Linked DNA regions of Homo sapiens: all the other regions are linked to region 2. A link is a loop called in an ENCODE intact Hi-C map of the cell type or tissue named here. Cell type or tissue: IMR-90. All regions are shown on one strand. Region 1 overlaps SGCD (sarcoglycan delta). Region 2 has its middle 380 kb from the start of SGCD. Region 3 has its middle 120 kb from the start of SGCD. Region 4 overlaps SGCD (sarcoglycan delta).

Region 1 (8,000 bases), 530 kb before region 2:
AGCTCCAGTTAAATATCTTTGATAAGAATCTTGAAATCTGGCCAGGTGTGGTGGCTCACACCTGTAATCCCAGCACTTTGGGAGGCCGAGGCGGCTGGATCACTTGAGGTCAGGAGTTCAAGACCAGCCTGGCCAACATGTTGAAACCCCGTCTCTACTAAAAGTACAAAAAAAATTAGCCAGACATGGTGGTGCGTGCCTGTAGTCGCAGCTACTCAGGAGGCTGAGGCAGGAGAATCGCTTGAACCTGGGAGGTGGAGGTTGCAGTGAGCCGAGATCATGTCACTGCACTCCAGCCTAGGTGACATAGCCAGACTGTCTCAGGAAAAAAATAAAAATAAATAAAGAATCTTGAATTATATTTTTTAATCTAAAAGTGTCTTAATGTTAAATTTTTGTATGTATACATATATCCCCTCCCAACACTGACAAGATCAAATAAAACATGAGAGTGGGCCGATTTGGCTCTCAGGTGAAAGACAATCAGAGGAGCTGGCTGAATTACCAGAAAGGACTAAGAGGTAGTAGGGTTTGGCTTCTAAAAATGGCAACTGAGCTGGGCACAGTGGCTCAGCCCTATAATCCCAGCACTTTGGGAGGCCAAGGTGAGTGGATCATCTGAGGTTGGGAGTTCGAGACCAACCTGGCCAACATGGCAAAACCCCGTCTCTACTAAAAATACAAAAATTAGCTAGGCGTAGCGGCTCACACCTGTAATCCCAGCCACTCAGGAGGCTGAGGCAGGAGAATTGCTTGAAACCATGAGGCGGAGGTTGCAGTGAGCTGAGATTGCACCATTGCACTCCAGCCTGGGAGACACAGCGAGACTCTGTCTCAAAAACAAAAAAAAGTCAACTGGAGAATGATTCAGCCAGATGTAGAAGGTGAATGGAGGGCCTGTTGTTTCCCCCAAACTGCTTAAACACAGACACCAAGCGACAGAATTGCTGAGTAGGATAGCTCCATGGATTCCTTTCAGGACTGAAAGCTCAACTCAGTAATCGCAAGAGGTCTCACAAAGATGCGTGTGGCTCAGAGTAGCCCAGGGGGAGCAGAGCCACCTGCACAGGTGCCTGATCTCAAAAGAACCTCATTGGTGGGGCATTAACGCCATCAGTGACTGCCCTTGAGGTCTGAGGCTGAGCTCAACTCCTGGCTGGGTGAAAGGAGCCCACTCGAATTTCTGATATAGGTCCCTTATCAATCTTAGTGACAGTACACTCAGAAATTACAGAAAGATAAGTAATGAAAATAAAGAAATTTGACTTGACATGAAGCAGCCATAACCATTGAAGTAGGAACCATTATTTCTACTTAACAGATGAGGTAAGGGCGAGAAATGCTATACAACACCCTACCCTTGACTCCAGCACCCAGCTCCCACTGACCAATGCTCCCCCTCTGATTGTTCTCCCAGGATTTCCCATTCCCCTCCCCACTCCTTCCATTCTTTATGATTTCCTGCACTGCCTAAATGGTGACGACAGTTTGATCCAGAGATTCCATGAGCATTTCATAAAAATATTATTTTTTCTCTACTGTTAACCATTCATGGAACCCACATTCCAGAGAATATTCTTGTAGAGATGCTGCATTTTGCACCTAATGACATAGAAAATAATAGATTGAAAGGAAAATTTTAGCTGCCCATTTTACCTTTTACCTCCATTACTATTAGTTCAAATCATTAAAACAAAATTCAGAAGAAGTGCCTATGACCTTGACATCACTTTTTTTTTTTTTTTTTTTGCTCAAATACTTTTAAGCTGTGTTGTCTATAAAAAACCAGGATGATTCTATTGTTGCCATCAAGGCAACAGCTCATGAGAGATGCCTGCAAAGTCCCTCATGAGACAGAAAGTCTCCTTAATAGAGGCCAAGTGCAGAGAACACTGCTACCAGCTACAAGTGTACTTAGCCAAGGAATACTTCCCTTTCCTTTTATATCTTCTGTCTAGAATAATTGAAATGAGATTGTTTGTGACTCAAATTGGTCAGATGACTCCTCATTATCTAAGAGTGGCCAGAAAAGTCATGGGGCCTGTCCTATGTTTATCCAAAGATGAGAAAAATGCTGAGTATAAGGAGTGGGTTCTATGGGTTATATTGTACTTGGAAGAATAACCTCACTGTCTGGTTGCATCTTGTGAGTCTCACTTGCTCAATGTACCGGATCTCCCAAAGTATTATATAAAAACATACATATCTAAACAAATACCATATTTTGTTGGTACCATTCTACTCAATGGGGCTCGACAATACTAAAGGATTCCTTAAACATAACAACAGAACATAGAAAGCACTGACTCTGAAATGCTCTTTCAAACTGCTTTTCAGTTCATTTAGCACTGACAACTGTATGGGTTTTCCTTTTTTTTTTTTTTTCTTTTTCTCTTGAAATTCACTGAATTAACGCTCTGTCTAAAATTGCTGTTGCTTGCAGTTCAAGGATATTGTGAGTTCCAACAAAGCTGCTTCTAGGCTCATAAAATATCTTTCTCTAAAGAAGAAATCCCTGCTGAGATCACAGCGCTAAGATCTATTTCAAGACAAACCTGTGACTTAGATGGGTAATATCAGCCAGACTGGAGGTGTATTTTTCAAGTGCAAGGATTTAGTTTACCTATCAGACACCTGATTAGGATTCCCAGAGTCATTGTTATAACTGAAGCAGCCTGGATGGGTTCCTCCCTCAGGTGACAATTTTCCTCTACAATGATCTTGCTGAAGAGGTTTGGGATTTACCATTCACTGTGTTCCAATTCCCTTGTGTGCAACATTTAGCTACGGAAGCATTATACTATGCCCTATTTTCTTGAAGGCATTTTTTCTTTTCTCCAGTTTCAGATATAATTCTTCTATGCCCTGATTTCACAATTTATTTCAAATGCTTCGCTTTAAAAGTCTTAAATTTTAAGTCTGTTATGGCCATGTTTAAAAAGAATGACTGTACTAGAATTTGGTCTTTCTAGCTGTTACAGGTAAAAAATAAAGATTATGGAATCTTTTATTTCTTTTAATTCACTCCCTCTCAGCTCCTCTGTCAAATTAATTCTGCTTCCACTTCGGCCGCTCTCACTTATGCACAGTCAGCTCCTTTCTGGAATGTCCTCTTTTCTCACTACTTTGTGGATTTTACTAATTTTTTCAGAGATTAACTGAAAACTCACTGTTTTACTTGGTTAAAAAGTAGACCCCCAGAACTGCACTGGAGGTTGCTGACAGGCCTGCAGGATCCCCACAAATCTCCATGCTATTCTCCTATACCCCCAGAAACAGCCATGTAGGGGACTACTTAGATGTTGTCCAGTTCTTGGCTTGGCTTAATGATAAGTTACATGGGAACCTAGGCTAGCCAAGCCTGCTCAGCATTAGTCATGAGGAAGAGGTCACAGCTGACTGTTACCCTCAGCCACGGCAAGTCAAAACAAAGCAGACAATTGCCTCCCTCCCTGATTTCTCACTCTGCAGCCCTGGGAAGCTTAACCTTCAAGCTCCAATGCACCCTGCTGCAAGGAATGTGCTGCCTGTCCTCCACATCTTTATTTTTCTCCTTTTCTTTCTGCCTTCCCTAGGTTTGGTCTCCTTCCCCTCCAAGTGCTTCATAGCTCCTCTTTTGGGACCCTGTCCTGATCCTCTAGTATTCTAATAGAATTCCTTGTAATGTGCTGAGTTGGGGGGCCTGAAACCATCAAAGAAATATACACTTCGGAAGAACTCTCCAGGAATTGTTTGCAGCTGTTGGTTTGTCTGGGGGTGTTTACTTGGTTAGCGGCAGGCTTGCTAGAAGTATTGGCTGGAAGTGTTGGCTTCGGGGAGAAAATAGGAATTACAAAGTATCTTGTCTCCTCCTTCCTATCTTTTGGCTAGACTGAGGTTCTCTTGGAGACAGGGGCTAAAGGAACAAAATGATAGAACCAGTCAGCAAAGATTTCTAAATAAGAGATGCACTGTGCTGTGGTCTATTTACAAAAAGGGACAGAATTGCAGATACTTTTTCTCTTCTGCATGAATCTCAGCTGGACTCTGACCTCCCCAACACCAGCAGCTTGGAAGGACCCATAGTCTGAACTGTCACTATGACAGAGCAGGGACAGTTGCAAATGGGTTTGTGGGGAGGGGAAGCCAGCTCAGGTAAGAAAGATTAGTCAGGGATAATGGTGGCTGCAGCTGAAAGACTGATTTGTGGGCACATGGGAGAGACCCTGTAATGGATAAAAAATAATGAATGGGTATCTTGGAGAATGGCTAACTTACAGTTATTAAAGCAGGGATAGTTTGTGCCAACATACTGTTGGTATAAAAGGGTAGAAGGGGACTTATTGAATAGTCAGAGGCTGGTGGAGCCTGGCATATTTTGCAGGTTAATGGTGCAGAAGAATAATGGCTAATAGCTATTATTTACTTAATGCTTATTATATGCCAGTCACTACATTAAAATCTTTCTCTACATGCATTAGCTCATTTAGTCTTTACAACAACCCTATGGAATTAGCATCATTATTATTGCCATTCTGTAGTCTGAAGACCAAGGCTTATAGCAGTTTATTTAATTTCCAAGGTCCAAGAACTAGGAAGTGCTGAACCACTGAGATCCAATGCACGTATATCAAGTTAATCCCATCCTAATATCATGGCAAAATAGGCCAAACTAACTCTGGCACTCACTGGGCATCCATCCTTCCTTATATCCTGGGTTATGTGGTTCTTTTTCTACCTGTTTCCCCAATTATCCTTTTAAGAATTCCAAATTAGAGCAGGCACATCTCTAGATTGGTTTCTGCTTCAATGGGGACCAAAATTAAATCTGTTTTCCTTTCAAACCCAGCTGGCTGCCTCTTTCTGTGACCAGCTGGAGCATCTCCAATCTCACTAAAGAGAGCTGTCGGCAAGCTTGGAGTGGCCCATGTTCAGGGCTCCCTGCCCTGCTGCTGGCAGATGCTTTGTCAAAGAAATGAGACAAGCTGCTATAGAAGCGCTAAGGAGTCAGTACAAGCTACCTACAGGAAAGGAGCGTCAGCAGCCAGGCCTCAGGTCCCAGGCCAGGAAGGGTACGCATAAGTGCATAGCACAGCCTAGAGTGCCTGGGTGAGATCCTGACACACGGTGCTTGCACAAGGCTGAATCACTCTGAGGAGTATCTGGGTTCATTAAATTCCAAAAAGACTATCCTACAGTTTTTCCATCTTTCACTATTGATATTTTGGGCTTGATAGTTCTTTTTCATGGGGACTGTCCTGTGGGTGTTTAGCAGCATCTCTGGCCTCTACCCAAAAATGCCAGCCATGCCAACCCCTACCCATGTTGGGATAAACAAAAACATCTATAGACAGGCCAAGTGTCTTGTGGGAGACAAAGTGCTCTCCCTCCCCCACTGGAGAAAATGAAGGGGCTGGGGAAAATTATCTTTTAATTTAGGATCCTTTCCTGAAATGCTATCTAACAGTGTCCAGAAAAAAAAAAAAACCCACACACAAAAAAACAGCTACAGTTGAAAACTGGTATCAAAGGTATTAAAATTCATCTAATTTATTTATCGGATAGGTTACTTCTTGACACATACAGCACTCAAGCCTTGTGGATATGATTCAAATACAATATAGATCATTTTTTCTCAAAAGGTGGTCAGTGGATTATCACTTCGATTGCTCCTTAAAACAGATTCCGTGGATCAATGCCAAATCGAATGAATCACCATATCCCCAGGGTGAAGCCTGAAATTCTGCATTTTAATAAAGTCCTTGGGTAATTCTTTTGTATATTAAAGTTTGAGAGCCACTGATACAGATGACACTCCCAAGGAGTTTACAATCTCTTTCAAAGAAAACAATTTATAAAAAACACACAGTAGTCCCCTCGTCTATGGTTCTTCTTTCTGTGGTTTCAGTTACCCACAGTCAATTGCAGTCCAAAAAGATTACATAGAAAATAACAGAAGTAAACAATTCATATGTTGTAAATTGTGTGCCATTCTGAGAAGCATGATGAAATTTCACAATGTCCCTCTCTATCCTGCATGAATCATCCCTTTGTCAGTGTATCCGCAGGCAATGCTGTTTGGTAAGTTAGGTGTATTGAATGCATTTTTAATTTATAATATTTGCAACGTATGATAGTTTTGTTGGGAGGTATCTCCATGGAAACTTGAGGAGCATCTGTATAGGGTTCAGTACTATCTGTGGTTTCAGGCATCTACTGGTGGCCTTGGAACTTATCTCCTGTGGATGAGATGGGAACATTGTATATCATTAAGTACAGGTGGTAAGTATTGCACAGTTGGTAAAATAAGAGGCAAACGGCTGAAATAGTCACTCAATTCTTTCGTGAGACTGGAGATGAAAATTCCTAGTTGTAATTATTCAATGTAGGCATTGGATAAATTAAGTACATTATGTTAGATAACATTTGAATTCTACCAGCTATTTTTTTTACTGTAGGCAAATTTATATACAGTGAAATACATAGATTATAACATTTTGATAAACATACACACTCATGAAACCACCATTTCAACTAATATTGTCACTTTCCAAAGTCTCCTCCTATCTCTTTTAGTCAATTCTTAATCCCATAGACAAACATTTCTCTTTTATCACATAGATTAGTTTTATCTGTACTTGAAATTCATATAAATTGAATCACACAGTATGTATTCTTTGGTGTCTTGTTTCTTTCACTCAGCATAGCATTTTAAAAAATTTATTTGTATCATGGCTGGGCATGGTGGCTTACTCCTGTAATCCCATCCAAGCACTTTGGGAGGCAGAAGCAGGCAGATCACCTGAGGTCAGGAGTTCGAGACCAGCCTGGTCAACATGGTGAAACCCCATTTCTGCTAAAAATACAAAAATTAGCCGGGTGTGGTGGCTCATGCCTGTAATCTCAGCTACTTGGGAGTCCAAGGCACAAGAATCGCTTGAACGTAGGAGGCAGAGGTTGCAGTAAGCTGAGATCATGCCACTGCACTCCAGACTGGGTTACAGAGTGAGACTCGGCCTCGAAAAGAAAAAAAAATTATCTGTGTCATTGTATATATTAGTTCTTTATTTTTTATTGGTGAGTAGGAATATACCAAAATGTATCCATTCTTCTGTTGATGAATATTTATTTCTATTTTTTCAGCTATTATGAAAAAGCTGCTGTAAATGCTCTTTTGAAAGCCCTTTTTGGATATATGTTTTCATTTCTTTTAGCTGCTGGGTCATAAGATCGGTATACATTTGGCTTTTTAAGAAAATTCCAAACAATTCTCCAACGTAGTTACGCTTTTTTACAGTCTCAGCAACAAGGTATGAGAGTTTCAGTTACTTCATATCCTCAACACTTGGTTTAGTCAATCTTTCCATTTTAGCTGTTCTAGTGTATGGAAAATTACCTAGTTGGTGTTTTAATTTGAATAACCCTAATGAGTAATGATGTTGAGGACATTTTCATGTGCTTAATTGGCCATTCATAAATCTTCTTTTGTGCAGTGTTTAAGTCTTTTGCCCTTTTAAAAATCACTGTCTTTTATTCTTGATTATACAAATCATTTATACATTATTGATATAAATTCGTTGTGTATGTATATTTTTTCTCTAAGTCTTTTGTGCCCTTTCATTTTCTTAATGGTGTCTTTTGATGAGAAGTTTTTATTTTGAGAAAGTCTAACTAATTTTTTTATGTTTAGTGCTTTTTTATGTCCTAAGAAATATTTGACTCTCAAACTTATAAAGATAATCTCTTTATGTTTTCTTCTAGCAGTTTAATAGTTTTAGCTTTTATATTTTAGTATATGAACTATTTCAGATTAATTTTTTGTATAGTGTAAGGTAGAGGTTGAAGTTCTTTTAAAATAAATTTCTTTTTCCTACACATTTGTAAAAATGCCTTATTTCCTCAAATCGAATGACCTTAGCACTCTCATAGAAAAATCAATTGACGGTATGTGTGTTGACTGTATATGTATGAGTCAATTTCTGGACTTTATATTTTGTCCTATTATTCAATTTATTAGTTCT
Region 2 (8,000 bases):
ATTATTATTATTAGTAGTAGCAGTATTGAGACAGAATGTCACCCTGTCGCCCAGGCTGGAGTGCGGTGGCACCACCTCAGCTCACTGCAACCTCTGCCTCCAGATTTCAAGAAATGCTCCTGCCTCAGCCTTCCAAGTAGCTGGGACTACAGGCATGCACCACCACAACTGGCTATTTTTTTGTATTTTTAGTAGAAACAGGGTTTCACCATGTTGGTCACCCAGTCTTGAACTCCTGACCTCAGGTGATCTGCCTGCCTTGGCCTCCCAAAGTGCTGGGATTACAGGAGTGAGCCACCGTGCCAGGCTAGAACTTTAAACATATGATGAAATCTTTATAATCACCCTATGAAGCAAGTCCTTTTTTTTTCACTTTTATAGATGAAAAACTTGAGGCTTAGAGAGATCTTGTGTCTTACGCAAGTTCATAGAGCTTATAAGCTTGTAAACTCTGAACTCTCAATCTCTCTCTCTCCAGTATCTCTTCTGCTGAGTCACTAAATCAGAGTGACTACAGGAGCTCTCTCTGCTCAGGACAAACATGTACCTGCTGCAGTTAGAAGACAGAGAGTTGAATATGGGTCCCACCTTCATCTCTGCCATGCTTGTTCTTTAACTTACCTTGATTGCAATCGTTTTCAAAAGTACTTCTTTAGGATGTTTCTCTCCCTCTGGCAGATGGATACTCTAATACCCATTTTACAGACAAAGAAACTGAGCCTGGGAGAAGTCAAGTAACCTGCTCGAGATCAGAAATGAGTGGGTGAATGGGCCTTATTCTTATCCAGGTCTGGGTCCAAAAACCATGGTATTTCTAAGACTTTGAGGAAAGTTATTAAGGTTTCCTCTGTAATCTCATTCTTCACCAAAAAAGTTCCATCTTTTTTTAGGAAAACTGTATAGACATTAACATAACTGTTATGCAATTTCCAAGATCTTAATAATAAAAAAAAAACCAAAACATTACACACACACACACACACACACACACACACACACACACACACACAAGAGTATTTATGATAATACCAAGCTAACAATGTGAGCGTCAATTTCCTTATCTGCTAAGCGGGGCTAATAATAACTATATCACTAGACTGTTGCAAGAATTAAGTGAAAAAAATACAAATAAAGCATCAATGCCATAGTAGCTAAAGGGAAGACATTTGCCCATCTATCTTTCCTTGAATGTCCATCCATGCTTCCACATATCTCCCTCCCCATCTCTCTATCTGTGAATGACAGAAGTTTGCTGGCAGAATAGGAAGAGTCACAGACTGGAAACCTGGGTTCCTGGCCCAAATCTATTACCATTCCTATGCTGCTCTTGTGATCTTTCCTGCCAGGTTCTATGACCCTTGTCCATAAAAATAAGGGGCTTTGCTGGACTGCCCTTAAAATGTTCAATATTCTCAGAGTCCATACAACCTCATCATTGTTATAATGTGCCATCACCCTATGTGATGGCTACATTCGGTTTCCCAGAGCTACTGGCCAAAGGAGGAAAATCATATACAGTTCTGTCTCAGTGATCCAGCTGGTTTGGTCAGCCACACATTTTGGAGATATGCTATAACTAGTTTAGTGGCTGAGGAATTTCACAAGATTATTTTATTATAGTTACATAAACAGTAACTTTTGAACTACTGAAACTGTGTTGTTTTTGGCATGAAAACTTACTTTGATTAAGATGGGAGTATCAATCTCTGACTATTTAAATCTCTAGGAAGATTGAGAAGGAGATTGGGGACAGCACAACCCTATTTGCATTAATTTTTTTTTAATGATTCAAAATACCATTTGGAAAATGGTCTTCACATTTATCAACCATATAACCACTTGGCAAACATTTAATTAAACTCTCATCAAGAAAAATATAGTACAAACAGAAAAGACTTGGGAAATCAGCTAGATCTGGTTTCAAATTCAGTCTCTGCCCTAACTAGCTATATTACTTTGGGCCATTAATTTCATTTCTATGTACCTCAATATCCTCAACTATAATATGAGAAAAATGTTATCTAACTTGCAAGGTGGTTATGATAATTAAATGAAATAAAATATGCACAACACCTAACACATTGCCTATGACTCAAAGTGCCTAAAAATCAACATGCTTCTAAGAGGAATCATGAGTTCTCTTCCACAGACCCGCTGTTTGCAATCCAGCATTTCTTACCCCAGTGACCACCACCAGCCACCCAGTGGAATGTGAATATTTGTAAGAGTCACGCTTGACACCTTCCAACTGCATGTACCCTCAGTTTCCTATCCATGTTTCATCACAATGCTCTGCCCATTTTACCTCGTATATCTCTCCGATCCATCCACCTCCCTTCATGCTCCCACCCTGTCACATCTGAACTGTACTGTCCCACTTGAACTGGTTCCCTCACATCCACCCTTCCAGGTGACTCTCTACAAAGCAGCCACAGTGATATTTTAAAAAGCAAATCACAACAAGTCGCTCCTGCCTTTAAATCCTCAGGGTGAAAACTTCCTCACTGTGGTCTTCAAGGCTCTACCTGAGCTGGTCCCTGGCCGCTTCTCCAGCCCCATCTTATCTCGCCATCCACCTCCTCTTCTGGGCTTCAGGAACACTGGTCTTTCTCGTATTCCTTGAGGGTCCCTGGCACCACCCTCCGGACACACAATCTGCACTTATGCTTGGACACTCCACTTGCTGGCTCAGCAGAAGACTTAAATCATGAGAGAAGTCTTCCCTGAAGCCTCAGGCTAGTTCCGTCCTCTGCAAATGCTTTCACAGCTCCTCAGGCTTTTGCCTTCCAGAACCTACCATCATTTGTAGTTGCATGTTGGTGTGATGTTTTTACTTGGTCTTTGTCTTCCCCATTACACTGTAAATCCTATGAGTGGAAGGGATCATCTCTATTGTTCTTACCACTGTTTTCCCAGTAACTAACACAGAGCCAGGCACAGAGTTGATGTTCAATAAATATTTTTGAATGAATGACTAAAAGTTCTCTCTCCCTTCCCTATTGCCTCTTGTCCTTTGTCTTCTCCCTTCTCTCCTTCCATCCCTTCTACAAATATTTACTGAATGTCTACTCCAAGCCAGTTAGTTCATTTGGCAGTATTAACATGGTTTTACAAACTCTGCTTGAATGTATCCAATAACACAGACCTCATTGGTTCTCAAAATTTTCATTTGTAGACAGTTCTAACTGATATTAATTCTTCTTGAAAACAAGTGGAAATTTATCTGTAAACTTAACTTCTATCTATTTGTTGATGTGGTTTATTTTTGGTACCTAAAATCAGAAACAAATAAAACCACTGGTATCTAGAAAAACTCTCGGTATGTGTTTGTTCACTTGGGCCACCATCTATATGGTGAGATTTACACTCCCTTATTATTATTATTTTTTTTTGCATGGCTCTTACATCTTCAAAGGCATGTATTTGGGAAGACAAAAGATCATGTATTTAAAGATTAGCCTAACTTCAAAAAGATATGCTAAAGGTTAGTTTACAAAGACAAGGAGAAGAAAATATGACCCGAAGTTGGAAACAAATTCAGTGCAATCATAAACTTACCACATTTTTTGTCAGATTATCTGTCTTTGCCACTAGATAATGAGTTTCTTGAGGGTAAGGTTCATATCTTCACAGTGTATGTTCTTATCGCAGCACTTAACACAGTATGTCTTCAATACATATTTGTTGAACAAATAAAACTATTATGACTGTAACAACAGCGCTGATTCTAAGTTAAATAATTAAAATGTTGTGTTCTGTTCTCAACTCTATACTTTTGATGCCATGTGACCCAACGAGGTAATCTATAGCTTAAGGTAAAACAATGTCTATCATAGATTAAGCTTTTAAAAGCTAGAGAACAGTGCAATTTGAGTAGGAAAAAAACACGTGTGTATACAGATAAATGCACAGCACATGCCTAGTCATTGTCTGGAATGGCATCTGCAAACCTTTAACAATCATCGTTCATAAGAATGTGATTTGCCTAAGTAATACATATATACACATTTACTTTTATCCCCCCATACAAAACCCTATAATTTTTCCTTTGTTTGGGTTTTGGTTTGATCTTAATTTACAGTAAGTATATATTACTGTGTGACTAAAGGAAACAACTCACAGAGCTAGTGCACAATTAGAGGAAGGCAATCAGGCTGATAAATGGTCTGCATCCCATGAGAAATGAATAACCACAGAAAGAAATGGAGACATTCAGCCCAGAGACAGCCAAGGCAGAACAAACTATCTTCAAATACTTGCAGGGCTGTGGTCATGCAGAATGGTGCAGGCTGCCCTCTGCAGGACAGAAGGAGGACCACTGAACAGGTGGAAGGTTCAAAGATGCAAATTTCAGCTCTGAGGAAGTTTTTTCTCACCTTTGAGCTATTCGACAATAAAGGGGCTGCTTTACAGTAAAGTGGGTAACTTTGAAGGAGCCAGTTTTGCATTATTAAAAGTAGAGGTGTCTGCAATGGAGAGTCTGTAAATAGAGTTTGAGAGTCAGTAAATCCCTACATTTGAGTTCAAAATTGTGTTGGTGTGTACATGTTTTCAGAGGAGTGGCTCTATAATTTGCTTCCACTTCCTGTAGGGTTGAGCAACCCCCAAAGAGGAACTGGATGACTATTTGTTACTGACATTAAGGGGATTATTACACCTGTGAAACTTTAATCATCTCATCTATACCAACTATGAAAAATCAGAAAAATATAGTTCTGGAGTTTATTGGTTTCCCTTCTATGCAAATTATTTAATTTTTAAAATTAGTTATTACAGTCCATTGATAACAACCATCATGTCTTATATATGCCTATGTCTCTCCTAGATCAAGCACAGTTTCTTGTACGAAGTAGGTGCTTACTAAATTTTAAATAAATACATGAAGAAACAGACTCCCAGGGTAGATTCTTCCCTTTTCACTAATTAATGTAGTAATTAAATTTCACCAATAAAGCAGAATTCCACATATGAATATAGGATGGCATGATAATGATGATGACAACAGTGATTGTAACAAAAATGTTATTGGGGACTATGTGTCAAACACTTTTGTCAAGCATTTTATATGCAATAGCATGTGTAGTTCTCATAGTAATTTATTTAAGGAAAAGGTGGCTTAGATTAATTAAATATATTAATATAGCTAGTAAGTGATTCAAACCAAGACAGATATACTATGGCATCTGAGCTCCTAACCTCTATGGAAAATCTACTTAGGGAATAAGATTACCTGGACTTTGTCCTCAACTCTATCATAGCTGTACAAATAATTTAGGCAAGACACTTTTCTGTCCTTCACTTTTTAAATCTGTTATGTGGAAAACACACTAACAAAAGTCTAGGAGGCATTATGGAATGTTCATGAAGAACATAGACTATGATGACTCATTATGAACACATTGTACTCTACATGGTTGAACATAATTATAACACCTGTTTTAAAATCCTTGCTGCTAATTCTAACATTTGGATTATCTTGGGGTTGCCTTGGTTTATTGCCTTAAGTATCTTCACATTTTCCTATTTGTTCATATGTCTGTGTCTAGGAATTTTGATAGGTATCCTGCATATTGTACATCATAGTTTCTATCTGTGTTCTGTTCCTCTGAAATCTGTTTCTGTCATTGTTATTTGTTTATTTTAGCCAACACTTGACTTTATTGAAACTCCAAATTCTGCCTCCATTGCATTGGGCAGCCACTGAAATCTCTGTTCAATTATTTTAGCCTTCATACTTGCATAGTTTAGGGGTCAACCAGAGATTTGACAAGAGTTTATATGAAGAATTGGGGCTTCCACTACTGTGCTGTCCTTTCTAGAATTCTCTCTCTCCTACTTTTCAACTTCTCAAGTTGCCCCAAATTCTGTTTTCAAATTCCTCATGCCAGAAAGATTGAGGGTTTTAGCCCACGTGATTGATTAGGTAGGTAGGCAGACAATAGATAGATAGATAGATAGATAGATAGATACATACATACATACATACATACATACATACATACATACATGCGTACATACATAGATACATAGATGATAGATAAATGCTATAAAAACAAAACTTATCCACTGCCATACCCCTCTTTCAAGTATTGACTCTCCTCCAATTTGTTTGCTTTTGTCCAGTCTCCATTATCTTCACATAGTTCATGTCTGTTCATGTATATGTGTAATACTATATTACATATATAATATATTATGCAGAATTTGTCATTGCTATCTGTGGGAAGGCTGCTCCAATAGGAGTTACCCACCAGGAACATGGACTTTGACATCAGACAGACTTGAGTATCCTCCCCTAACTCTCCATTAGATCTGAGCATTTTTTGCCATTGTGCTAATAATGGGTGACCTTCTCTGCACTAGGAGGCCTTTTACTTCTGCTACATTTTATCCCAGTGTACAACAAATACATTTTCATTTTCTGAGTATGCTACAATATGAAATAGATTGTGAAACATTGTCTTAAAGAAAAGCTACTTCACCTCCTATAGTATAGCTTGACTTTTTTCATCAATTAATTATTATAAGGATTAAATGAGATAATATAGGTAATGATAAGTAATGTATGAGACTTTGAACATAGAGGCATTGAATGTATGAGACATTGAGCATAGAGGTATTGAACATAGAGGCATTCAGAAAAACCTTAGTACTATAGTAATGTAATTAAATTTTTAATTATCAATAATTATGAATGGCAATGTAATTATAGTTATTTAAATAATATTGATTATTAACAGCAATATAATTATTTAAATAATAATATCAATGGTTATTAATAGCAATATAATTATTTAATATCAATATTATTAATAGCAATATAATTATTTAAATAATATCAGTGATTGTTAATAGCAATATAATTATAACTGTGACAGAAGTTCCCACAAAATTACTATCCATAGTTTCCTGTCCCTTTACCTTGCAAGGAAAATGTGCCTACTTACTGGGTTCCTGTATGTGGCTCCTTGCTATAGTTTAAATGTATCTTCAAAAGTTCATGCATTGGAAACTTAATCTCCAATATAACAGTGTGGGAGATCAGGCATAATAAGATGTGGTTAGGTTATGAGGGCTGTGCCCTTATGAATTGATTAACGTCATTATCACGGGAGTATGTTAGTTATCTCGAGAGTGGGTTTGTTATAAAAGTCAGTTCGGCTCTCTCTTGTTCTCCTGCTTTCTGGTACTCTTTTGCCCTTCTGCCTTCTGACATGGGATGATGCCACCCAAAGGCCTTCATCAGCTGCAGTTTCTTAATCTTGGACTTCTCAGCCTCCAGAATTGCGAGCCAAAAAAAAAATGTCTCTTCTTCATACATTACCAGTCTCTGGTATTCAGCTATAACAACACAAAATAGACTAAGACACTCCTCATGAAATGATCAGGATAATAACAATTATAATAACACTAGTTAATGTTTTTTTTGTTGTTGTTGTTGTTGTTGTTTGTTTGTTTTGAGACGGATTCTTGCTTTGTCACCCAGGCTGGAGTGCAGTGGCACGATCTTGGCTCACTGCAACCTCTGCCTTCTGAGTTCAAGCAATTCTCCTGCCTCAGCCTCCCGAATAGTTAGGATTACAGGCATGTGCCACCACACCTGGCTAATTTTTTTGAATTTTTAGTAGAGACGGGGTTTCACCATATTGGCCAGGCTGGTCTCAAACTCCTGACTTGTGACCCACCCACCTCAGCCTCCCAAAGTGCTGGGATTATAGGCATGAGCCACCAAGCCCAGCCGTTAATGTTTTTAGTACTTACTATATTAGGTTTTATGTGTATTAATTTATTTAATCTTCAAATCAGCCCAAATGATGCAGACTTTATTATATCTTCTTTACCAAAGAGAATTCTGAGGCTCAGGTTGGTCAAATAACTTGCCCAGGCTCACACATCTAGAATATGTTGGAGCCAAAGTTTGAATCCAGGAAATCTGTTACTAAAGGTCTGCTATCCAAACAACCATAATTTAGAAGGTAAAGAAACAGAGCTGGAAAAGC
Region 3 (8,000 bases), 260 kb before region 2:
TCAAAAAAATGAGACAAAGAAGCAGCCCTTCCTTGAATGAAAAAAAAAATTATTCACTGCCAAACTTATAGTATACAAGATCTAACTTTTACATCTTTCTGGTTAAATGCCTTGGTGTCCCATACTTGCCTTGGTAAAACTTTAATTTTTAAGATGTTACATAAAGCCATTTAACCACACTGGTCTTGTATTAATTAATAATAAAGTTTACATTTCTTATTGATCAGACTGGCCACATTTAAGAGCTTCACAACAAAAACAAATTATGCTTTTGAGGCCATAGGGAAACAGGTAACCTCATACACTATTAGTGGAATTGCATAGGGCTTCAATCCCTAGGAAGAATTTTGCAATACCTAAGAATACTCTATATATATTCATCCTATGACCCAAAAATCTAGTGTTTTATCCAAAAAAATATGTCCACAATAATTAAGCAACATGTGCACTTATTCATGGTAGTATTAATTGTGACCAAAAAATATTGGGAAAACCCCGAATGCCAAGCCACAGAAGACTGGTTGAACACACCACTGTACGTACACACAATGAAGTATTCTGAAGTACAAAACAATTTTCACACATTTTTATGAAAAACTTGGAGTCATTTTCAAGATATACCATTGGGTAAAAACACCAAGGTATAAAATAATATATATCATGCATGATCTTTGAGTACAAAGTATGGCTAAATATGAGTAAGTCTACATATATATGGACATAGATGCACATATTCATTTGTATATGTGCACAGATATATATAATATATAATATATATATATAAAATATATATATATACACACACATATATGTGCAACATAGAAAAATAGACATGGCAGGACAGGTCATCTCCCTTGAACAAATGACCAAACAGAGGTCTAGGGATGCTTAAGCAGTTGTCCATGTTCATTTACCTCATCTGTAATGGAGCTAGGACGACGAGAATCCCATTGACTCCTAGATAACTGTATTTCCCCAAGTACAATTTATCCTCATCCACATACAAAGAGATTAGGACTATTGATGTTAACAAGGTACTGACATAAAAGTGTTAGGAATTTGCTGTATTTCATTTAGGTAGAAGTAACTATCCTGTACCTTTATGGAAAAGTATATATATCCAAGTTGCACTTTCAGAAGATATAGTCTACAGATATCAAGGACATTCTGTACATTGGCTGGAAAACTCACAGACACTAAAAAATAGGATAAAATGTATAGCCATTTACCCTTTCAATAGATTTCTGATATTACAACAGATTATTGTCTTATACGATGACAGCCTGTATGATTGTCTTTCAAAATCTGCAACAATCTAGCTTAATTCAACCTTTCTAAGCTTCTCTTCTACTATTCTTCAGCATAAACATTGCCTTTTATTAGTCTTATCTACTCATTGTGTCTCGTAATTCTTCATTTATTTGCCATTGTTTGTGCTACTATTTTATGTCAACTGTAACCTGTATTAGTTTGTTTCTGCAGCTTCCAACAAAAGAATCTTAACTCTTACCAGCCTACCCATAAAAGCAATTTAATGCAGGATCATGGAGTATCCCTGAAAACTCAAGGCTTTCAGAAAGAAAGTGACCAGATAAGCAGAGGAAGTCTGGGTGTCTGGAAGTTCTGAAGTCTGTTTTGGGAATGCACCATGAGCTTTTGATTTACCTCCCACTCTGATGGAGGAAGGGCAGTTTACCACAGTAAAAATCTATATGCTATTATAGAAAAACAGCAAAACAGCAATTGATATTGTTCAGGTGAAAATAATATATGTCCATCTCATTGCTAATATCTCAAGATTCAACATCTCTGTGCCTTCTGTGACAATTTCTCTGGTCTTTTGAGATCACGGTTGTAGCAATACCTGTATTCCTACATTACTCATTGTCAGATAACACAGTGGAGAAAAGTTTACACTCGAATTATAAGCCTCTGCCACTTATTTTTAAGTAGCTACTTACGACTTACATCTTGCTATTTCATTGTGATCTTGCCTCTCCAATTGTGAAGATAAAGAAAAACACAAACCAGTTTGTTTAATACCAGTTACATAATGTGCCCCATATGAGCAGCTATATAACTATATTTATTCCTCACAACAATTTCATGAGATACTGTTATCACCCCTTTCTCTCAGATGAAGAAAGTGAGGCTGAGAAGGGTGACATAACTTGCCAAGATCCCATACGCTGACACGTATATGCCTACATCATTCATTTGGCATGTAATCATGTAGTATCAATCAAAAAATCACTCTAGTTCACATGATATTGTGTGTGTGTGTGTGTGTGTGTGTGTGTGTATGAGTGTGTTGGCTAAACTAGTTAAACTGTGACATCTTTCACTAGGATACCTTATATATATATTTGTATCACCCACCATACTTAGCATATAACAATATACACACCGCAAGCCCTCAAGAAATGATGTGAATTAATTATATCTGATTCACATGAGCTACAAAGTCACCACCATAACCATCATTTTGGAGTATTATTCTTACTACATAACAAAAAGCTCTGTGCTGGCCACCCCATAAGGGAGAAAATTTCCTCACTCTTAAGCTTGTTTTTCTTCTGGAGCTGCAGGTCCAGTAACACTTGTTGAGGAGTAAGTCAGGAAAAGAAACAAAACACTAAATGGGATGACACCTTCCACAACCACACTCTTGGCTTTTATGGGTATCTCTAATAACCATCAATGTAGTTATGAATTTAAACAATATTTCTAGTCTTAAGCAATATGGAAGCCACTGGAATATAAGTTTGATGAGAACTTGGACTTAAACACTAAATAATATTTAGCACATGATACATATGCAATAAATATTCACTGGATTAAGATCTCAATATATTTTCCAACTTGGAAAAATTTCTATTCCCAGTCATACAAACTCAATCATTGGTTTTAAAAAATTACCTCCTCATGTTTATGCTATGTCATAGTACTGGATGGAGCACTGCCTAGATCCTGAATATCTGGGTCCTGTTTTCTCCACTGCCGCTAATTAACTGTAATATTGGACAAGTTATTTCAGCAGTTGGCCTTTTCAGAGTCTTAATGGATGAAAAGAAAGCTCATTTCCAGCTAGAAGTCTCCAGGAACTGTCTATAAATTATTTTGAGGGACTTTACAAATCAGACACGAATACAGATGATGATCCATCTTTATTTCCATAGTATAAAGCACAGTGTCAGGAACATAGTAATACAGTTCAGTAAATGTGGGATGAAAGAATAAATGAATAAGTGGTCGGGACATACAATCATTAAATACCTTTATAATTCTAAGAATATGTAATGATATAGCCATGCAAGCAATCAAGTACATGTCTCAAAACCTATCCTTTGATGCCACTATTCATCAATCTCAAATATCGAACTACATAGGAACAATGCCTTTGTAGTTTGTTATTTGCGCAGTCAATAGAAAATACTGTTATGTTGTGGTCTTCATTCTTATGGTGATCTTGAAGAATTTAAATTGTAAGTCCCTACAATCTAGGTTTAATATCCAAATAGTTAAAGATTTGCAAAAAGAGGATACAGATATAACATAATTGAACAAATGATACAGAAAATGCCACAGCAAATAGAGGCACTAATGAAAAGTACATGTGGATTTGCATTCCAAATTATAGAGTATAGTTTCCCCACATGGCTTCTATAAAACACTAATTCTGGGATATTCTTAATTTAAAAAGTTTTATGATTAAAATCTTTGGGATATGATGCATCCTTTCAAATCTGACAGAGTCTCAAGGCATGTAAGTATATCAAAGCTTTAATAATTCTTACTTTGTTAAAACCTGTATTTCTCAAACTTGCTTGCCTATGAAAATTCAATTTTTGTAGAAAATTAAAACCTTTACAATCAGCCTTACCTAGAATTCACTTTGGGAAACACTGTTATGTCACAAGAGGCATACAGAAACAGGGTACCTCCCTGTCCATGCCCAACTGCATTAACTCCAATCAGGTTTAAACTGCAGTCTTTTTAATTGAAAAAAAAAAAAAAAAAAAGGAACCTCTGCTACTCCACTGCGTTTTCATGAACACACTGAGTACTCTCCATTGTGCCTTGATTCTGACACCCCTGTGAGACCCTACATGAAGCAGTCAGTTGATCTACATCTTCAAAACCTGGGAGCTGTCACCTTATTTGGAACCAATAACTTTTCTCTAAATGAAATGCTTTAGAAGAGACTTTGACTGTCTCTTCCAGTATGAATGCTTCTCTATGGCCTTAGTTTCTTTGATCATTGAGGGTCAAGAAATCTCAGTGCTAAAAACAAACTATAACAACTGCAAGGCTTATCATTAGCCTAACACCTCTTTCAATAATCTCACAGGCCGTAGTGAAGCTCAGACCCATTTAATCAGAGGCCATATAAGCAACATCAGAATCATGGCCAAATTTAAAATTGTAAAACAGTCTGGCTTCTATTCATTCACTGAGTAAGTATTTATGTAAAGCCTACTATTACATACTGTGAATTACACTGAGAACATTGCTAAATTCTGATGAGTCAAAGAATAATAATCCAGTTTAAGGAAACCATCCAGGAGGAGTTAAGTGGTGAGTGGGGCCACAATCAATGGAGAGATCACTTTAACGGCAAAGGCCAAGAAAGAACCCCCTGTGGGTTATCTTCCCTCCAACAAAGAGGCAACCAGAGTATTAGAAATGTTTTCAATGAGAGTTCTGGGAATGACTTAATCTAAACCTGAATACTCATTCGCAATTCAACAACAACAACAACGTGAAACTCTTTTGCTGAGCAGACCAGAAAGCTGTTTTGGAAGTCAGGACCACTCAGGGAGCTGCTCAGATGGCTGCTCTCCTGTGGCCTCATTAGCTGACTCACAAGGTACACACTGGAGCTGTGCCCTAGATTCCCACACACCAACTCTGACATTTATAAAGCACTTTCAGTCCTGACAAGATCAAAAACTCAGCATTCTTTCAAATGTCATAATAACTCCAAAATATCCCTGGCTCGAGCTGAGAAAACTGAAAGTGATAAAGCACTTATTAGATTAAAAAAAAAAAAACTAGGGAATTATGGGCTTGTCCTCTTCCCTCCTGCAGCATGAGGCATTCATTCGATTTTAATTTGATTTTAGTAACACATTTTCCCCTTAGGAAACACTCATTGCTTTACCTCCTAGACTGGACTCATTTGCAATGTCCATGGTCCTATGATGTTGGCAAATTTGCCATAAACTGGTTTCTCTGTTAAACCGTGGGCCTCCAACCAAAACCTCCTATGGTTACACTTTAATGTCAACGTAAGACATCTTGACATTGTGTTATGATGGCAGCTTTGCTCATTGCTACAGTGGGAGTGAAGAAAGATGTCAGCATGTTTACTGAAAGCATGTTCTGGGCTACAGCTTGCACAAAGATGATACTTTCTGTTCCTCAGTTTTTCAAAATATCAAACATACTGTTTTAAAAATAACAGTGATATATGTCATTGTGTACTTGAGTGTCATGCTCCATTATACCATTTTATTTACTTTTTTATTGTGTTAAAAACCTACATAGCATTAAATTTACTGTTTTATGTACACAGTTCAGTAGCGTTAAATGTATTCACATTGTTGTGCAACAGATCTTTGGAACTTTTTATTTTGCAAAGTTGAAACTCTACGCCCATCAATCAATAATTCCTTCTCCCTGCCTCAGCCCTCAGCAATCATCTTTCTACTTTCTATGATTCTGACTATTTTAGATATTTCATGTCTAAATGGAATCATGCAGTACTTTTTTGTCCTTTTGTGATTGGCTTATTTTGCTTAGCATAATGTCCTCGACGTTCATCCATATTACAACACATGTAAGAGGATGTCCTTCCTGTTTTAAAGCTGCATAATATTCCACTGTATGTCTCTACTGCATTTTGCTTATCTATTCATCTGTCGATGGACATCTGGGTTGCTTTCACGTATCAGCTATTGTGAATAAAACTACAAAGAACATAGGTGTGTGAATATGTCTTTGAGATTCTGCTTTGAATTCTTTGCGATATATACTCAGAAGTGGGATTGCTGAATCATAACATGGTAATTAAATATTTGGCTTTTTGAGGAGCCTCCATACTAGTTTGCATAATGGGTTCCAATTTCTCTTGTTGCCTGTGCTTTGGGTTTCATATTTAAGAAATCATTGCCAATTCCAATGTCCTGAACATTTTCTGCCATGTTTTCTTCTGAGAGGTTTATAGTTTTACATTTTTAATGTAGGTCTTCAATTGATTTTGAGTTAATTTTTAAATGCTATAAGGTAATGGTGACTTCATTCTTTTCCATGTGTATATCCAGTTTTCCCAGCATCATCTATCGAAGAGACTGTGCTTTCCCCTTCGTGTAGTCTTGGCACACTTGTCAAAAATTATTTGCCCATATATGCAAAGGTTCATATCCAGTCTCTCTATTCTGTTCCATTTGTCTATGTATCTGTCTTTATGCCAGTACCACAACATCTTGATTACTGCTGTTTTGCAGTATGTATTGAAGCAAGGAAGAGAAGGTCCTCTACCTCTGTTCTTTTTCTAGATTGTTTTGGCTATTCAGGGTCCCTTGAGATTTCATATATATTTTATGATGTTTTCTCTCTTTCTGCAAAAAATTCCACTGGAATTGTGATAGAGATTGGACTGAGTCCACGGATCACTTTGTGTAGTATGAGCATTTTAACAATATTAAGTCTTCCAAGCTATAAGTATGAGAAATATATTTATTTGTGTCTTTGATTTCTTCTACATCACACTATGTTAACAGGGCCTTTAGTAGATTCCTAGAACATTAAAAGTAAAAGAAAATTTGTAGGTGATATACTCCTAACCTGAGGCCCAGTGACCTAAAGTCCATGAGGCCCTAAGAGTGGACACAACTTTTTAAATATACAGCTTCTCTGGGTGGGTGGCAAGATCTACAGAATTTATTAGTTGATGAGTCATTTATTTATTCAGCAATAAAGCACCAAATACATGTCTGACACTGGAAATGCTGCAGCAAAATTGAGAGAAAAGCCTGCCTCCGTGAAGTTTATAGATTTTTGGTGAGTGAATGATCTATAAACACTCAAAATTATTGCTAATCTAATGCCATTATTTTAAAAAGGAAGGAATCAAGGCAAGAAGAAGTAGTTTGCCAAAGCAGAGAAAGCCAAAAGATGGAAGTCTGACTTGGAGTAGGGAGTCTCCAAACGCCTATCTCAGTGTCCCTTTTTCCTTCTTCTGTACTGCTTCTACTACCATTACTAACAATGGAGTTTGAGGTTGGTGAGACAGCAACCTGCCTTTTAAGTCCCATTTCCTGAGAGGCAAGTATGTGTAGGGCACTATGTAAAGGGCCTTGCATGCCTGATTGAATTTATTATTTCCCAATTCTGTGAAGAAGACATTATTTTTGTTCTTTAGTTGAAAATTGTCAGATGCCTGATTTGGGGCCAATAGCCAAAGCAAATAAGTCAATGACCTCTTTGGGCATCAACTTGCTGCTGTTATGTAGAAGTGATTAGACTAGCTGAGGAAAAGCAAGATAGCTTTATTTGAACTCTTGATTCACTGAAATGGCTCTAAAGCTAAGTGTTGAGAAATCTTTAAAGACCATGTACAGACTCTACAGGCAGAAGGTTCAGATTCATGATGTTTTCTTCACTGAGGTGCGAAGGTATGTGTGTAGGTGTGTGTATCTACATGTGTTTAGGGCTAGAGTTTTGCATATATGACCTTATTTCTTCATGTCGAATAGATAATTATTCAAATACCATTGAGCTGGGTGTGTTGGCATGCACCTATATCCCAGCTACTTGGGAGGCTAAGGTGAGTGGATCACTTTAGCCCATGAGTTTGAATCCAACCAAGGCAACATAGCAAGATTCCATTTCTAAAATCAAATAATAATAATAATAAAATAAAAACCACCATTGGCTGGAAAGTCCTGACTCTAAACACATCTATTATACTAAATGTGTCTCAAGTCCCTGAAATT
Region 4 (8,000 bases), 700 kb before region 2:
GTGTGAATTTTTGTAATCCTCTTACATTGTTATAACATCTAGAAATGCTCCATTATATTCAACAAAGAACATGCTTTTGAATGGTGTGGTGTTCTGTCATCCAGATCTTAAGCTCTGTGTAGGCAGGGACAAGGTCTTATATGGGATATAGCCAGGTTGACTTTAGGTTCCGAAGGCTTCTACTAGACTCATTTCCAAATGGTACTGATGCTTCTATGGGAGTATTAAATTATTGCTTTCTCAATGCCAGGCTAAGCTGGTGCCCACTGAATGGCAAGCCAGCAAAATCTAGGGAGATAGGTTCTGACAGGCAGCGGTGGCAAATGATTGACAGGCTTTGGATGTAGAAAGGAAGTGAAGAACAAGATGCTCATGCTCCCTCAACTCCCACTCACTCAGCTCCCATTGTCCAACCAAATACCCTTTGATTATGTTCTTGCTGGGCTTTGGCCAGTGGGGGTCCATATGTTCCACATACTGGAGGACAAACTCATTGATAAGACTTCTTAGGGGAAGATTTCAAAGCCACTCATTAGCTGAGTGACCTTGGGCATGAAGTTCAACTTCTGTGATATTCAGTTTCCCTCTCTCAAAAGAAAGTGTGTTGATAGTACCTTTATCTCCCAGGAATCTTGGAAGGCTGAATGAGATCTCTGGCACAAAGCAACCAGCAGTAATATTATATAATGTTTATGATTCTTATTCATCCTTCTTATCCAGATCTTCCATGACTTTTTCAAAAATAACATTTTTAAAGCATTTTCTATGAACTAGAAACAGTACTGGATATTCTAGTTTTTCATTTGATCACCAGAATAACCCTATGAAGTGGAGACTATTAGTATCTTTGAGGCTCAGGGAAGTCAGGAAATTTTTCCTATGGTCACACAACTAGGTGGAAGTGGGAGGGGTGACTGAGTAAGGGGTCGGAGGGGTGGGATTTGAACTCTAATCTTTCTGTTCTAAAACTGATGCCTTTGATCACTCCTCTAGACTATCTCCCTTAGCAGATTAAGTCCCTCCTTTACATGCTCATCTTTTTATGAGCTATGAGCAAATATCAATGTTTATACCATCAAGTAATGCTTGCTAAATCCTCAATCACCTTTCTTCTCAAAACAATTCACATCTATAATGAGATGAGATATTAATACTCTTCAAAAAGGCCATTTCTTTCCAAGTGCTATCAGGTTTCTGATTTTCACACCATTGTTTACTTTCCCAGAAGCTCCAGAGTAGACAAACATCCTTCAGGATGAATTTCCCCATCCCATCCTCTCTCTGTTTTCTCAGATAATGAATTATTCTCAATTTTATTATTTCAAAAAGGTTTCTATTAAAACCATACCTACTGATTCCCTCTTTTGACACAATATAATTTACTGGCAATAAATGTTCATAAACAGTTTGAGTGAAAAATCCATAAAGCCATTTCAGCTTTATTTTAAGTTCAATTTAATGTCTCTCAAAAATGATTTCATCAATGTGTTTCCATTAGCTGGTTCTCTGCCCAATAACTTAATTCCATAGAATCAATCAGGAACTTATAAAGCATGTGACAGGATCTATCTAAAGTGTTCTGAATCACCATAAAGATGAGCTCAAGGGCTCTTTTCCCTCCTAGCACAGGTAGGGAGTAAACTTGTAAAAAAAAAAAAAAAATCTCAAATGCACTCCACTGCCATAAGTAATAAAAAACCAGCTTCTCCTCTCCAGAAAGGATATTCAAGTCCAGATCTCAGTTTTGTCATACTTTTGACTCAAAGTGTCCCAGATGTCAAGAGACCTGAAATCTAGTCCTATCTCTATGCTCTTAGGCAAGTCAGATAAAAATCTCTGGTTTTGGATTTCCCCAATTATTAAATGAGGGATAAGCATCAGAGTTAAACTGTTAACCCCAAATCTAAAATTTTATGAGGTGTACAATCTTATCTAAGCAGATAACTGCCTTTAGCAACCTCTTTTTTCTAATGAGAAGAAAAAATAATCCTGTACTATGAAAGGAAATTGCGAAACATTTTCTCAGTGTTTAAGGAAAAAAAAAAAGGAACAGACTTTTATCCAATTTAAACTGCATTTAATAGGTAGAAATAATAACCAGAAAATAAATCTCGTAATAGATAAAATGGCAGAGAGCAAAAATGAAACTTAACTAAAACATCAAAGCCCTAAAAACGCGTAATTCTTTAAAACTCCAAAGACTGACCTGAGAAAATTAAATTTTATGAAAAATGACTAATTACCTAAAACTATATACATGTTAAAATTGCTGTGGACTAAATACTGAAAGAAAAATACAGATTTGCAAAATGTGACACACAAAAATTGGATTTGGGAGAAACACTAGACACAAAAATTACTAGGACAGCAAATAGCATCCGTGAAATTTGATAAAGAAAATTTATGATGAATCACTTCTTGTACATGAAGAACTGATCTCAAAAGTAAGAATTTCAAGAAGCGTTCTTTTAAAAATCAGAAATTACTTAAGTGTACTCTTTAGAAAATTGTTTAAGAATTTAAACTAGCTTAACAGAGTTTGCTTTGGTAAATTTTTTCCTGATGAACATGATTAATATTGATATAATTATGATTAGTGCTTTTGTATTAATGAATATGAACTAAAAATCATCGTTGGGTTTAAACCTTGGGGCAAAATGTTCAATAGATTCAAAAGGCAGAGTTAAAATATCTGATGAATAAGGTTTGAGGTAAAAACGTCAGTTTTCTACTTCACATTGCTTGGGTATATATAACCTGAATGATAACTTTAATAACAATGATATTTTACTTGACAAGATAAGGATATAGTTTTATACCCATATTAGATTATAAAATGGAGAAAGGAAGTCAATCTAGAGAATGGTGATAAGAAAATGGAAGAAAAATAATTTTGTTTCTTGAAACACCCAAATACTGAGAAACCAAAAACCTGATTTTCGGTTCTAATTTTGCAGATGCATTGCATGGCCTTTGACAATTTTCCCTTTAGTATTATTTCTCCATTTGGGTGGATTACATAATCTTTAAGGTTTCTTCCGCTCCTGTTATTTTATTATTTTCTAGATATAACTGATCAGATAAACTCTGTGTACCAGAAGAGGAGCACAGTATGTTGGTGAACCCAAAGTTCAATTAACTTAATAAATCTGTATCAAGCAGGAGGCTGTAGTGGTGAAGCAAAGAGGTAAGAAGCTCACGGTATAATATAGTATCCTCCACTAGTGTACACTAATTGGTTTAAACAACTAGTAATTGGCTGGGCGAGGTGGCTCACACCTGTAATCCCAGCATTTTGGAAGGCCAAGGTGGGCGGATCACCTGAGGTCAGGAGTTCGAAACCAGCCTGACCAACATGGAGAAATCCCATCTCTACTGAAAATACAAAATTAGCCGGGCGTGGTGGTGCATTCCTGTAATCCCAGCTACTCGGGAGGCTGAGGCAGGAGAATCCCTTGAACTCGGGAGGTGGAGGTTGCAGTGAGCCAAGATCACACCTTTGCACTCCAGCCTGGGCAACAAGGGTGAAACTCCGTTTCAAAAAAAAACAAACAAAAAAAAAAACAAAAAACCCCCCAAAAAACCTAGTAATTAATCTCAGAAATGAAAATATATAGTAGTGATAAAGAAAAGAAACATGTCTTTGAAAGTATAAAACTTGAAGTCACAACCTGGTTTGGCAGATAAGTTTCCTAAAGAAGTGAAGTTTTGCTGATATTTGAAAAATAATTAGAACTGAAGTAGTCAAGAGCTGAATGTAGCAGTAGAAAAGACTATGGAAACGCTTCACAGTTGGGAAATTCCCATTAATAAAGAAGACTGGGCCAGGCGCAGTGGCTCACACCTGTAATCCCATTACTTTGGGAGGCTGAGGCAGGCGGATCATGACGTCAGGAGTTTGAGACCACCCTGGCCAACATGATGAAACCTTGTCGCTACTAAAAATACAAAAATTAGCCAGGTGTGGTGGCATGAGCCTGTAATCTCAACTACTTGGGAGGCTGAGGCAGGAGAATTGCTTGAACCCGGGAGTTGGAATTGCAGGGAGTCGAGATCCCATCACTGCCCTCTAGCCTGGGAGACAGAACAAGACTCCGTCTTGGAAAAAAAAAAAAAAAAAAAAAAAAGACTGATGCTGCTAGGCCATTCTTAGCAAAAGATGAATATCATGTGGTGAGACTAGAGAGAAAGTTTGGCTCAGGGATTGCAGAGCCTCAGAGGCCACAGTGAAGGTTTTAAGCAGGGGATCTGACTTGATCAACCTGGCATTTTCCAAAGATCACTGTAGCTGCATGTTATGGATTACTTGTTTGTGTCCCCCCAAAATTCAGATGTTGAAACCCTAGCCATCAATGTGATGGTATTAGGAGGTGGGGCGTTTGGGAAATAATTAGGTTTAGATGAGGTCATCAGGGTAGAGTGCCCATGATGGGATTAGCATCCTCAGAAGAAGAGAAAAAGACTAGTGCTCTTTCTCCACCATGTGAAGATACAGTAAGATGATGGATGTCTGCAAGCCAACATGAAGGACCCCACCAAACCTGACCATGCTGACACCCTGATCTCAGACTCCCCAGCCTCCAGAACTGTAAAAAATAAATTTCTGTTTTTTAAGGCATCCAGTCTGTAGTATCTGCTATAGCAGCCCAGAATGACTGAGACATTATGTCATGGAAAAGACACTTAAGGAAGGCAAGGGTGAATAAAGAGAAGCCAGGAGAGAGATGGTGGTAGATGGGATCATATGATTGGTAGTAAGCATAGAGAAGAGTGGATGGCTGAGGAAATATTTAAGAGAAAAACTAATGGGATCTGGTGATGTGCTGGACAAGCAGACTGAAGGATGATCACAGGGCCCACGGGAGGAGATGAAATAGACAGTCAAAGCCAAGTGATTAATGCTCAAAGCCAGCCATGCCCATTAAAACTTTATACTCCACAAATAATATCCAGCTTTTTTAGTATTTGATATTTAAGTCACAATAGAAATTGCCTTTACTTAATAAAGGAAGCTGCTCTGAATCCAACTATATTTTTCTTAGGAAGGAGCAAGAACCATGACAATGAAAGTTTAATCTCCCATGATATTTACCAGGAATATTTTTGAAAAATTATGAATAAACTAATAATTCTTTGAGTAATGAACACTATCTTCTGTGCAAGATAATTTTCTGGTTACTCCAAAGTTTTAGCTAAAGGTATCTTCATGTAGCTCCCACTGTTTAAAGATTTCCAACATATGTGAGATATAGTTTTTGTCTCTGTAAGTCCAGGCTAGTAAACATGGCTACAATCTGATATTTAAATACTCTTTAATATCTGAGACCCATTTTCCTACAAACCAGTCTTCTCTACAGCACATATGTTAGTTGTAGAAGAGTGAGTTATGGGACAACTAACCACAGGAAATGCCTTAGAAACAGAGATTTTTGTATTTAATTCCTAACATGAATTTGTGGCCTTCTCCTAAAAGTAATAGGCAGTGAAAAATTCTTTTTAAGGAAATGAGTTGCGTTATGTTTAACCAAAGATTTAAAATGAACTGAGTGATCAACGAGGATGCAGAGTTTCCACAAGTGTCAGGATTAAGCACAGGGAAGGTGGCTGTCAGCTTCTGAAAATCTTCCCAGACATGAACAATACACAGATGCTAGAAAGTAACTTTCAGTAGAAATAGTCACTTGAGGTGATTTAATCCCATTGTGTCTCCCCAGGCTGCTGCTGGCATTTAATAAACTTCTAATGCAAAACATCTGTAGTCATTACAAATAGTTTCTAGGATACATACCAAATATTTTCTTTTTAGGAATCAGGACAGATTCTTCTTATCCAAAAAGTACAGATAAAATTAATTCATTCAACAAATATTTATGTAGAGCCTACGTCAGACATGATTTTGTGGGGGAAAATAGGCTCTGGCTTTCTTATTTAGGAATTGCAAGTTAAGAAAAAAATTTAAAAATGCACATAAAATCTACAGCCATTCTGCCTGTTGTAATATTTGTTGTCTATAAATAGTTAACAAGTACCTATTATGTGAATGGCACAATGCTGAGGCAATGTTCAGTAAGAAGATAATCTTTGCTCTTAATAAGTTTTATTGTAGCAACACAGGTGGATATTGCAAAAAATATTTAAATCCATTTTTAAAAATAACAGATATTGTAAATCATGCATTTTCAATGGGGGTGATGTTATCTTCAAGGGGGCAAAAACTGGTTCTTGGGAAGCAAAAGAAATCTTACTGTATTTATGTATAAAGCACAAATGTATATATATATCTAGAGATGTATAGCAATATATAGATATATAAACAGCTATATAAATGCACACTTCACATAGTACATAAACGGATATCTAGTATATCTATGATAGTAAGATTTCATGGGAGGGGTGTGATTAAGAAAAAGAAAAAAGCCTGAAGAAAAATTCCTCAGAAGAGCACTATTGGAAAAAGGACTGAGAAACTGTTGTAAATGCTATGAAGTAGTACAAGAAGCTGATGGAACACTGAGCAGAGGGGCTAGCCTAGCATCAGAGGACCTGCGAAGGCTTTGCTGGGGAAGTGCTATTACTGGGAGTCACTGGCAGGTAGATAAGTGTGGACACTAAGAGAAGGGTGATATGATCCAAGCAATGGTTAGAGTAATGTAAAAGTAAAAGGAGAGCCAATGTCAGAATTTTAAGGGACTCCAACATTTAAATTTTGAGTATGGAAGGATGAGCCATCAAAGGAAAATGAAAAAAAAAACATGAGAATAGAGGTAGAAAGAAGACCAGGAATGGGGTAACACAGAAGCCAAGAGAAAGAAGTATGTATTTCAAGAAGGAGGGAACAGTTTATCTGTGTTAAACAGTGCTGGAAATTAAGGAGAGGAATAGAAAAGTCTACTGAATTTGGCAACATGGAAGACACATCTCAAGAGACATTCTATCAAAAGCTGAAGGCAGACTGTTGTGGGCACAAGAATAGGCAAAAGGTGAAGAAATGAATATAGCAAGAGTTACAACCTTTTGACAAGAGAAATACCATGAGGTAGCTGGGTATTGGATATTGGGTACCAGATACCGAAGGCCTAGCGGTGGTTAGTAACCACACTTTTATATAGGCACCAGCCTGCTGCGTGGCACAGGCTGCACAGAGGTGCATGTGTTCAGTTGCCTGAACACAGGCATACATAATGTGGATGTTTGGGTTCATCTAGGCTGGGAATTTTGACACATGTGAATGCTGAAAACAGAGTGTTAAAGTTCAGGGTTCTCCATGAAGACTGTGAAGAGGAATATGATACTGGACAAGTTAATTTGCTTCTTCTAGCTTCAGTTTCCTTATTTGTGAAATGGGAATAATAGTAGTACTTCTCTCATAAACCTATTGTGAGGATTAGTGACTATATATGTGTGTATATACACACACATACATATACACATACACATATACACATATGTATATATGAGATATATTACATATATATTAAAGTGTAATATATCATAAAATGCTATACATGTCTGGCATATCAAAATAGATGGTAGATATATTTTATTATGATAAAAGATAGTGATGAAGACAAGAATAGACAGTAAAGCCAGAAAGATAAATGAGTATCATTCAATAATTTGAAGGTTAACAATGGAGAATGATAAAATAAGACATTCTCTTTTGAAAACTCTAACAATTTAACTGAACTGGCAATACCATCAAAGTACACATTTTAAACATTGTGTAGAATTTGAAACTGCAGGGCAATTTAAGATTCACGTATAAAAACATCCTGGCAAGATATGAAGAGACAAGTAGTTTAATTAAGCAAACTCTACTCTGGAAACCAATAGACCGGAACTCATGCTCAGTGTATCATTAAGCCAAAACTTGAAAAAAAACAAAAGGAACCATCCAAGCAGCAAGCAACTTCATTTCAGTTTCTTATGAGTACATCGTTTTTGATAGTAAATAAAACTGCACAGTATAACAAACAATTTCAACTCACTGGTTGTGTTTA

Evidence for each region. A loop is a pair of places that touch in the nucleus more often than their neighbours do. Peaks named below come from ENCODE experiments on the same cell type or tissue, not always from the same donor. Only the 100,000 strongest peaks of a DNase experiment are listed, where the experiment ranks them.
Region 1: a loop joins it to region 2, with 2.7 times the contacts of the local background. A loop is called at or near these places in 2 of 110 quality-filtered maps.
Region 3: it touches region 2 in a loop (2.9-fold over the local background); 2 of 110 quality-filtered maps call a loop at or near these places.
Region 4: it touches region 2 in a loop (4-fold over the local background); 4 of 110 quality-filtered maps call a loop at or near these places.

The regions. Positions count from the first base shown.
Region 1 is chr5:156,471,435-156,479,434 of GRCh38, reverse strand. The region is part of intron 3 of SGCD (sarcoglycan delta); the gene reads right to left. Among named protein-coding and RNA genes, the nearest start is that of SGCD, 150 kb to the right of the region's middle. In IMR-90, a CTCF peak has its summit at 3,514; DNase peaks (open chromatin) are centred at 3,394, 5,064 and 6,004; H3K27ac peaks cover 1,700 bases.
Region 2 is chr5:155,940,304-155,948,303 of GRCh38, reverse strand. It overlaps a transcript of SGCD not described here. Among named protein-coding and RNA genes, the nearest start is that of SGCD, 380 kb to the left of the region's middle. In IMR-90, a CTCF peak has its summit at 4,289 (motif pointing left); DNase peaks (open chromatin) are centred at 433 and 4,263; H3K27ac peaks cover 656 bases.
Region 3 is chr5:156,198,776-156,206,775 of GRCh38, reverse strand. It overlaps a transcript of SGCD not described here. Among named protein-coding and RNA genes, the nearest start is that of SGCD, 120 kb to the left of the region's middle. RefSeq lists a silencer at 4,745-4,907. In IMR-90, no CTCF peak of the experiment used is centred here; DNase peaks (open chromatin) are centred at 4,515 and 4,845; H3K4me3 peaks cover 419 bases; H3K27ac peaks cover 722 bases.
Region 4 is chr5:156,638,589-156,646,588 of GRCh38, reverse strand. All of the region lies in intron 6 of SGCD (sarcoglycan delta), which reads right to left. Among named protein-coding and RNA genes, the nearest start is that of PPP1R2B, 210 kb to the left of the region's middle. In IMR-90, no CTCF peak of the experiment used is centred here; no DNase peak of the experiment used is centred here; H3K27ac peaks cover 552 bases.